2 separate regions of the Mus musculus genome follow, and region 1 is linked to region 2. A link is a loop called in an ENCODE intact Hi-C map of the cell type or tissue named here. Cell type or tissue: heart. All regions are shown on one strand.

Region 1 (5,000 bases), 120 kb after region 2:
CTCCACTCTCACCTGGCTTCTCTATTGACCTTCCCTGTGTAGCCAGACATTGCTCAAAGGGAGATAATGTCATTTGTTGACATTTCCCAGTGACAACAAAGTCAGGCCTTCTTTTGGGGAGAGAGTCTTTGCATATAATTAGCAGGTCAAATTTCCCTCCAGGGACTGAGGCCTGGCGGTCCTCCTAGCCAAAAGAAGCCACAGTCTTCAGGAAGAGATTAACTTGGTAAAAGACTTTGCTCAAGGATTTCAAAAGAACAGTAAATTAGGAAGGAGCTGAGATCTGTCTTTTATCTAGCACTTTCACTCCCTGAGAGGTCTACTCTGGGCATTAGAAGCTGAGGTGAAATTAACCAACCAACAGAACACATCTGCACCATCTACCTTGTTGTTTTTGTTTGGTTGTTGTTTTGTTTTGTTTTGTTTTTATTTTAATTTTGATTTTTTTGAAGCAAGGTCTCTTTAGGGCCTGGGCTCACCTATCAGGCAAAGCTAGGGTAGCTGGCCAGTAAGCCCCACAGGCTTCGTCTGCCTCTGCCTCCACAGAGCCAGAATTACAGGGTTGGCCACCACACACTTCTTAATGGGTTCTAAGGGTCCAGCACATGCTGTGTTCCCAAGGCAGGCATTTCACCAGTGACACTGTCCCATCCTGTTCCCCCCACCCCTGTACCTATTTCTGCTTTCACGGCGTGTGAAGTGCCTATCATCAGGTGACATGCCACTGATAAAAGGAGTCTGAAAATTACCTCAAATTTCAAGAAGTTTACCCATCTATTTTGGAAGAAAATGTAGAAGAGACTTACATCATAGAGATGGCAATATAATACAAAATACACTGTGTGTTGCATATGCAATTATTGTTATATAATTATATCTATGTAATTATTCATGTAAAATAAGATGGCTAATTAAAAGAATGAAAGATGTGGTACGCTGGGCACTTGAGGAATTAAGAGACATAAAATAACATTAAGCTGGAGTAACGTGTGAAGGCGCCAGCCAGGAGCCAGAGTCTAAAGCACCAGCTGAATCTAAATGAGATGGAAGGCAGTTTCTAGGAACGACCTGGGAAGGGAACCGAAGAGCTTTGGAAGTGATCACAAGAAATGTGGGAGGGTGATGATGCCAGGAGTCGGTGAGAGATGTGAAGAGCCACTGGGAAAGGCAGTTTGTCAGTCAGTAAATCATCACTCCCTGAGCCATGTACCAAGCCTTGGGGATGGCGCTGTTGCCATAGTCTATGAGCATGGAAGATGACCCCCACAGACCTTAAATGCCAGCCCTCGGGGGCTGTGTCCTACATGTAATGCCAACTAGATTTCCCCAGAGATTCTTACAACAGCAGTCACTTGACCTTCCCCTGCAAGTCCGGCCCCGCAGAGACTTGCCCAACAATGGTGTGAACCATGAAGGTTTGACCCTGAAGCACAGACTCCGTGACAACAAAGCCAGGAGCGTGAAAAGGCAAAGCAGGAGAAGAAACACTAGGGCTGACTGGAGGAGAGTGGGCAAGGGCTCAGGAAGTGGCCTGCTCAGCAGCACAGCAAACACAAGAAACACTAGGGCTGACTAGAGGAGAGTGGGCCAGGGCTCAGGGAATGGCCTGCTCAGCAGCACAAGCAAACACAAGGACCGGAGTTCAACTCCCAGAACCCCATGAAATGCCAAACATGGCGTGGCAACTTGTGCCTGTTGTCTCAGTGCTGGGGAGACTGGGACAGGAGGCTCCTGGGGCTCTCTGGCTGGCTGGCCTAGCTGAATTGATGAATAACAAGCTCAGTGAAACACCCTGTCTAAAGGGATGATGAGCAATTGAAAAAGACACTGGATATTATACACACACACACACACACACACACCTACAGGCATGCAAACGCATGCACAACCACAAACATGCACACACAGGCACATGCAAACACATTCATGAATGCACAAGCACAATAGGTACAAATTTACACAAGCCTGTGTGTACCCACGGACACATGGGCACACATGCTCCCCAGCTTGGAGAACATTTAATAAATGCGATCTTACTGTCTTTTCACCCTGACCCTGGGCTTCTGAGGAGCACATGCTGACAGGTGTATTTGCTATGGGCACACATGAGAATGGAGCTCTCCTCCATAAACCAAAGGCATGTTTAGCTGTGTTGATGTTTAATTCACCAGTGGTATTTGGTCTCACATTTATTAGACTGAGGGATTACCCTGGGTTTGTAAACTAAATAACCAATCTCAGGAGCTGGTCTTAATTGACTTCCATCCCTCACACATCTTTTTTGGACCTCCTGTTTGAAATTTTGTTTGGAATTTTCAAGCCGAATTTTTCTTGCTAAGCATTCTTTCTCGAGAATCTAGTGGGATCCTCCTCAAAAACAGATCTTAAAGGGCAAGGAATCATATTTGAAAGCAAATTTAATTACCTTTAACTTTTGAAAGTTTCCCAACAAAGCTTGTCTAATTCTCTGACAAGTCCTGGTATCTGTAAATGGGACTGACCAAAAACCAATATTAAAAACAAAAGCAAACAAAAAAAGAAAGAAAAAAAAAAAAACCACAAACTCCCATTCAAGTGTGAAGAGCAAGAAACTATTGCATGAATGTCATCTGCTTGTCTCCCCTGAAGTAAGCCATCCCCTAGCCTTCAGTTGTCCACCTAAGAGTGGACCCATTCCTTAACCCATGCCAGAGACTTAAAAAACAGCTGGTGTCAGCCCCAGGCTTCCTTCTTGGTGGGCTCTGTACCTCTGCCAGGGACCAAAAGTAGATGAGCTGCTGACATCTGCTGGTTGCTTGGCAGAGCAGAGCGTAGGCTCTTTGAAGGGCTTTCTGCTGATTCCTGCTAGCTCCACCTGATTCCTGGAGGCTCCCCCACCAACTAATTCAGTGGGAAGGATCAAATGCAAAGCAAGAAATGTGGGACACTTCTCAAACCCCAGGAAGATGCATGTGGGCCAACAGAAGGAGAAGCAGCCTTCCCTCAAGGCTCACGGTCCTTCTAGGATTTAGAAGGCTTAGATTTGATCTCAACCACAGTGGCCAATGCTGAAACATTAAGGGCACGAGAATGCCTTCTGATTTTCCGTGGACTTGAAAACACTCTACTCTGTCTGGTTGTTCTTTGCCTCACAGATATTTCTCACAAGTTCTCCATTTGTTGGAGATCATAAAGTGGAGAATATTTTCAAGCCCCCTAGAGACTTTTATTTTTTTCTCCTGTCACATGGTGTCCAACCAGGAGTTAGTGCAACCCATGTGATGCCAGATCTTTGCTGGTGAAAATTCTTAGCCTACCTTTGGGGGAAGATGTAGGCTCCCTGCTGTAGATAGGACAAAGGGATCCCCTGTCCCCCAAGGGATGACTGATGCCTGGCAACAAACAACTGATTCCAGAGTATTAGGGACACTTTTTTTGCAAACACAATGGAAATTGGTCGTTATAGTAAAACATTTTATTTTTATAAATGTTTTATTTCTTCCTAGCAGTTAGCACCAAAAAACACACTTGATTTGTTCTCTTGGGTTTCATCTATTTACTCCTCCTGGAGATGTGAATCCTTCCTCCAGAGCATAGAACAGAGGGCTTGCCAGCCTGTCCGCCAGACTGTTGTTCCCAGGAGATGAAACTCAGCTACAAAGTAAAGGTCTGAAAAAGTTACAGAATGCAGCAACTTCCCGCTACAGCGCCCCAGATGGTCTCTGCAGGTGCTTTTCCAAGAGAACCCTGGAAAGCACACAGAAGCGTCCTGTCCAGTGACCCCGTGGAAGCTTTGTGAAGGAGACATGCAGGGCCACCCTGCCACTTCCAGCGGTTCCTGAAAGTAAGCTGGTGTGAGTAGAGGTGAGAGCCCTTCTAACTGTCCCCAGGCAGAAATGCCCATGGGCAAGGCTGTGTGTGCTCTCAGTGCTTGATCCCTGCCCGGGTATGTGAGCGTCTGTAGGGCCTGATGAAATGCGCTAGGCAACTTTCCCTACGCCTCTAGCTAAATGGCTTCCTGAGGAAATGAGAAATGGGCCTGGGGTGGATGGGAAAGAATGAAGAATTCCAGTAAAGAACTAAAAAGAGAGAGAGAGAGAGAGAGAGAGAGAGAGAGAGAAAGAAGAGAAGAGAAGAGAAGAGAAGAGAAGAGGAGAGGAGAGGAGAGGAGAGGAGAGGAGAGGAGAGGAGAGGAGAGGAGAGGAGAGGAGAGGAGAGGAGAGGAGAGGAGAGGAGAGGAGAGGAGAGGAGAGGAGAGGAGAGAAGAGAAAAGAACTTTTGTCTTTGGAACGGGGATTGTCAGATCTGAAACTCCAGGATCACCAATGATTAGAAATATAAGAAGCCATTTTTTTTATTTAAAAAAAAAAAAAGAAAGAAAGAAATAGAAGAGAAAGAAAAGTCCATGGCTCTGAAATTGCCGAGTAAATGCTTAGAAAGTAACAGTTTGGAAGGGAGGGGTTGGGGACACTTGGCACAGAGGGCTCAGAACCTGAGGTGCCTGACTCTGGACTCAACCCAAGCAGGGCAGTCACTTTCTGGCATCCATTAATGTAGTTTATGGTTAAATTACTGGACCCCATGTGGACTGAATGGGCCTCTTTATCTCTGAACAAACAGAGAAGGAAAGAGAATCTTCCCCCACGTCTGGCCCTGTCTGTATTTGTGGACCACACTGTGGGTTTTTCCATCCAGCTGTCAATCTTCCCTTGTTGTGGTTTTGGGGGCGGGGGAAGAGAAAAGGTTCAGAAGCCAGGAGGAGAGACCTGGCTGAGGAGCAGGTCAGAGTCAACTCCACTCTAGTGGGACAGATCATCAGGTGAAGTATGATGGTCAGGCTTCTCTTGAAGAATGAGAGAATTGGGAGCCTCGGGGATTCTGTACTTGCACGGTTCCCATCATAAGACGCACCCCAACTTCACCTCGCTTCCCACAGCAGTGCACAGGATTGTCCTATCATGCACTGCCCCTCATCCAAAACCCTATGGGTCTCAAATGCCATCAATGGTCGCAGGCTCAGC
Region 2 (5,000 bases):
GTGCTGGCCAGGATGGGCAAAAGAATGGTTTGCAAGGAGCTTGGCCCCTGACTTCGCAGATGTAGCCGGTATTTAGGACACCTCTGGTCTCCAGGCTGACTGATAGCTTTTTCTCTATCAGAAAACAAACCGCGAGTCGGCAGAGATAGGGGCCCTGGGCCTCACGACCGCGACTGCTCTAGTGCGGCTTGGAACCCAGGGGAGCTCCGCTTAAGCCCTGGCCAGACAGCACGCCGGGAGCTTGGCTCACGCGTGGCCTGGACAGTTAGGGGGCAAGACAGGGCTCGGCTAAACCTTTCAGAACCCCAGGTCGCCACCCCAGCTCACACGCCCAGCATGGCCAGCGCTCGGCTTTCCACGCGCAGCTCCTGTGCCCTACTGCGGGCTGCGAACTGCTGCAGCTGAGCCTCAGAGGCGCAGGCTGTCGGTGGGGAGTTTGCTTGTCTGTCTGGTGGTTACCCCAGCTTTATGTCAGGCCTATTTTGTCCCTCTGCGAGATTGATAAATGACTTATTTGAGGGCACGCAGGAAACTTTTCCCGCCGCCAGATCCCAATCGTGTCATGTGCAAAGCGTGCGTCCGAACGCTAAGTGCAACTACAACAAACTACAACAGAGTGGAATCTCTCCGTCCACCCTTGCCTCTTTTCTCCCCCTCCAACCTCCTTTCTTCCTTCCTCTGTATCCTCCCTTTTAGCCGTCGAACTGACGCTAACTTACAAGCGCAAACAGATTCTTCAAGAGAAAAAATAAAGGGTCGAAAAAATTCTCGAATCCCAAATTCCACCCTTTTCAGTACATCCGTTTACCTCAAAGGTGTCCAACCCATATTTCACCCCCATCTAACGGGCACGTGAGTGGGTAATTTCACTCCCTGGCCCCGATTTACGACAGGAGTCCATCATTGGAGGTGCGGGTAGTGTACTGAGCAAGCGCTGGGCAATGCTGTTTCCCGACTTGAGCTCGGGAAAGTCTTCAGGCAGTCAAGGAGGTGGGAAGACGGATAGGTGTGCTTAGGTGAGCTTTTTTTCCTGCACACCCACCTACCTCTCTCTCTCTCTCTCTCTCTCTCTCTCTCTCTCTCTCTCTCTCTCTCTCTCTCCCTCCCCCCCCCTGTCCTTTTCAATATTTGAATTCCGTGCCTGCCAAAAGTTTCCCACAGGGCACACACTTCAGACATACACACTGACACCGTTGTTCGACTCACAGGGGATTAATATCCTCTCCCATTCTGATAAATCGGAGAAGGTCCTAGAGTGTGCGCGGCAGACGATGGCGGCGGGTCTGCTGGTGTACTCGCATCTTATAAATACCCTGTCACAACACGTTTCAACCTTTGATCTGATTGAATTGGAGGGACTCAGAAAAAATTCTTGTCCCCACAGCACCTTTTGTAAAAGTCTCTAATCTCCTAGGTATGAACATTTAAAGTGCTTCTCAGCTCTTGAGGCTCGGGGTTTATGGAGTGTTTATGTCCACACTGCCTCTTTAGTAAGCGCTGCTGTTAACTGTGCCCAGGGAGAGGACCATTCAAGCTGAGGCTGGAGGCTCTTCAGCATTTGTCAAGGAAAGCCAAGGCCCTCTTTAAGAGCCACGTTATCTGAAGAAACCTTGCTGCTAATTTTCACCCAAGATGTCAAACCAACGTGTGTTTTATGTGGCTTTAAGTATTAGAGTCTGAGATGTCTTGCCCAATAAACTTTTAAGTTTGTCATTCAGACTTCGAAATCATGTGAATCCTATATCGAACTAGTTTCTTTGGCCATGTAGGGATGTGCGAACTGGAGAAGGGTGGCCAGAAACGATGTTTATAGCATATGTGGTCACTATGCCTACAATTGAAATAATACTTTTAAAGGTAATCGGGGGCGAATTCCTATAAATTCTGAGGTCTGATTGACTGGGACTCAGCCAGTGCGGGTAGAGGTTTTTAATATCAGACTTAGCGGCCCCAGTGTGAAATCTCTGGCACTTATTTATTTTTTAAAACCTAAGCCTACCTGTGTTTGCTCATCCTCTTTAAAAGGAAACTAGGGTGACTGGTCCTATTGATACTATCTATGATCATTTCCAAAGCAGAACGAGTTGTGCCCCCCCCCCACAACATTCCGCCCTTTATGCCACCCCGACCCTTAAAATATCCACTTTTTTTTATCCTGTATACTTTTCCGAGCCTTCCTCCATCCCAGTCTGGGGAGTGCTCCCGGCCGCTGGGAGAACTCCATCATCTGTGTCAGTGAAATGGAAAAAAAAAAAAAAAAAAAAAAAAGACCTGCGTCCTGGAAGAGCAAGTGTGAGCCGGGCGCCGCGGTGCACAACGCCCGCAGATGGCTCGCGGCGGCCGGGGCGCGGCGATCCAGGCGCCCCAAGCAGTGGCAGGGCGGGGTGGGGGCCGGGGCTGGTGGCCCGGGCGGGGGAGCGCTGGGCCCCCCTCTCCTCCTCTCTCCCCAGCCCCTCACCCCCACCCCTTTTATATATATGTATATTTTTTTCCTCACAAGTTCTCTTGCCTCGCTATCCCCCCTTGAATCCGAAGGCGCCTCGCGATTGGGTGCTGGGACCGGGTACGTCAGTGGGACTGTGACGTGCAGTCTTCCTGTTTCCTTCAGCTGTGTCTTAAAGTAAATCTTGTTGTGGAGCGGAGCCCTCAGCTGAGAGAGCGCTGGGAAAGCGACGGCCACTGCAGCCGGGGAAGCCGCGCGGCGCACACAAGCCTCTCCGCCGTGCCCGCTGCTCCTCGGGCCACCGCTCCGCGCTCCAGCCCTCGCCGCCTTCTCCGCTCTCTCTCCCCTTCTTTCCCCGGGCTCCCGGCTCTGCCCTGCGCGCCTCTCCCCTCCCCTCCCTCCTTTCTCCCCTCGCCTCTCAGCACTCGCCCAGATCACTCGCTCCCGCACAGACTCACCGACCCCTGGGCCAATTATCACCAGTAAGACATCACCGCGTGCGCGCGTGGGTTTCTTCTCTGCCCGCAAGAGAAGAAGAGAGGGGGAGAGAGAGAGAGAGTGAAAAGAAAGAGAGAGAGAAAGAGAGAGAGTGGCTGCGCCCCGCTGCTGCCCGCACCGCGTAAGTATCTTCACCCGGTTGCTGTCCCCTCCCCTTTTCCAGAATCGCTCGCACTGGCTCGTTCTTGAATGGGAAAGAGAGAGAAGAGCCTCCCGTTACTCACACCCGTGTAAACATTCTTTTTCCAAGGGGGAAAATGGTGTTATTTACATGAATCGTGATCAAATAGCCTCTAAAAACAGTTTTCTAAGCAGGAGGCTCAGTGGAACTCCGAGCTCCGCTCCTCCCAGTAAACGAAGAGTAAGTGACCTGCTTGGCTTTTATTTCTTTCTCGCGCCTGCCGGTGACTGGGATGATGGTGGCGATGGGGGGAGGCTGGTGTTGCTGGACTTGTCGCTGATCTTGTCACCTTTTGTGTACTGTGTCTGGGATGCGCTGAGGCTCTGGCTTTCTTTTATTTTGTATTATTTTTATTTCTTTATTTTTCTTGCACTCTTTTCAGGGGAGGGGGCCGCGAGGGGGATGAGTCCCTTTTGGTTGTTGTTCTTCTAGATTTTTTTTTTCTTGCAATCTTCCCAGCTTCTTCTTTTTCTTCTCCGGGAGTTGAAACTCCAGGGCCTGTCCCCGAGTCCTTCTCCCTTTGTCTTGTTTATTCTAGCTGCCTTTCTTCCCGGCTTTCCCTATTTGCTTGCTGTTTGCATACCTTTCACTTCTCCTTTTTTAACCCGGGGCAGAGGGCCGGCCGTGGGGAAGAGGGCGGGGAGGAGGGGGCGCCCGGTGACTTTCCTCTGTGTGCTCAGCGCCGGGAGCTTGCACCCAGCTCTGCAACAGAGGAGAGACGAGTTGGGGGACGGTCCGGTACGGAGGAGCGAGCGCGGTGCCAGTCCACCCAGTCTGCTTGCGCCGCGCTGGGAAGCACTGAGTAGGGGGAGTTTGCCCGAGAGCCTCAGGGGTCGCTAGTGGGGCGACCTGGACGCCGCACCGAAGAGGGCCGGCCCGGGGTCGGGTTGTGCTTGGGCCGCCCATAGACGAGAAGAAGCTCCCAGCCATTACTGGCACGCTTGGGTGGTGGGCAGCTGCGCCCTGGCCTCGCTGAGTGCCGCTACTCTGCTGCCCCAGTTCCTAGGACTGGGGAGGGAGGAGAAGAGCCCAGCAGAGTGGAGAGGTGAGAGTGATTGTTGCTGAGAAGAAGGACGAGGAGGGCGGGAGGAAGGGGGAGAGCTGCTATCTTGCCTGAACAGACAAGGGGAAGAGACGGGGAGGGGGGCGGTAGACCTCACCCAAAGTCCAGCTGAGCAAGTTGTCGTTGCCTTTGCTGCGCCAGCCGGTTAGTCCTGCTAAACTGAGCGCCTATGCAGAGAGCGATGGGGGCCGGGGGAGAGCAGCGAGCCACACTCAGACTCTCCCACCCCTGCCTAGCTTCTTGGGAAGTTGAGTCTTCCTGGCGGCTCAGAGCAGAAGCCGAAGGAGGGGCTGAGAGACAGTCTTAAGTAGCCCAAGGTTGCTGGTTGGAGCGCGAAACGCTGTTCTTGGCAGCCCAGAGCCCTTCTCTGCCTCGGGGAAGGCTGGAACCGCACCTGCTTGCTTCTATTTTTCCTAGAAGATCTGTGTTGTCTCCTTAAGCTAATGAAAACAGAACAAGCCCAGGGTGGCCTCCTCTCTCAGAGTCTCCCTCTTGTTCTCCCTTTCCGAGTTCTGCCTGCTTTTTTACCACCCCCTTCCCATGCCCCTCTGTTAAAAAAAAAAAAAAAAAATCATTTCCTCTCCTAAACCAGTCAGGCAAAAGTCTGTTAACAGAACGCACATGGACAGGGCTGGACAGGTGTGTTGTGTCAAGAAAGACAGGTGCAAGTTTCCTGGGGTCTGTCTTTCTGTACAGCTCCAGACTCCAGGCTTCTGGGACGAAGGGGTTTGTGAATTTATGGTGGTTCTCCTTAACGGGATTGTCAGGCTAATGGGAATCAGGCTCTTGGCTGTTGTGTCTGAGCCCCTGCCGTG

Evidence for each region. A loop is a pair of places that touch in the nucleus more often than their neighbours do. Peaks named below come from ENCODE experiments on the same cell type or tissue, not always from the same donor. Only the 100,000 strongest peaks of a DNase experiment are listed, where the experiment ranks them.
Region 1: it touches region 2 in a loop (3-fold over the local background); 6 of 42 quality-filtered maps call a loop at or near these places.

What each region holds. Positions count from the first base shown.
Region 1 is chr1:190,043,777-190,048,776 of GRCm38, reverse strand. It overlaps Gm39736 (a long non-coding RNA gene), which reads left to right and starts at 3,627. Exons shown (of 2, transcript XR_865850.3): 1 at 3,627-3,843. It overlaps Gm30446 (a long non-coding RNA gene), which reads right to left and starts at 53. Exons shown (of 6, transcript XR_865859.2): 1 at 13-53. In heart, a CTCF peak has its summit at 2,798 (motif pointing left); no DNase peak of the experiment used is centred here; H3K27ac peaks cover 1,648 bases.
Region 2 is chr1:190,168,330-190,173,329 of GRCm38, reverse strand. It overlaps Prox1 (prospero homeobox 1), which reads left to right and starts at 2,503. Exons shown (of 5, transcript NM_008937.3): 1 at 2,503-3,062. Prox1os (prospero homeobox 1, opposite strand) reads right to left here and starts at 3,034. Exons shown (of 2, transcript NR_151620.1): 1 at 2,902-3,034. In heart, no CTCF peak of the experiment used is centred here; DNase peaks (open chromatin) are centred at 2,589, 3,929 and 4,339; H3K4me3 peaks cover 5,000 bases; H3K27ac peaks cover 5,000 bases.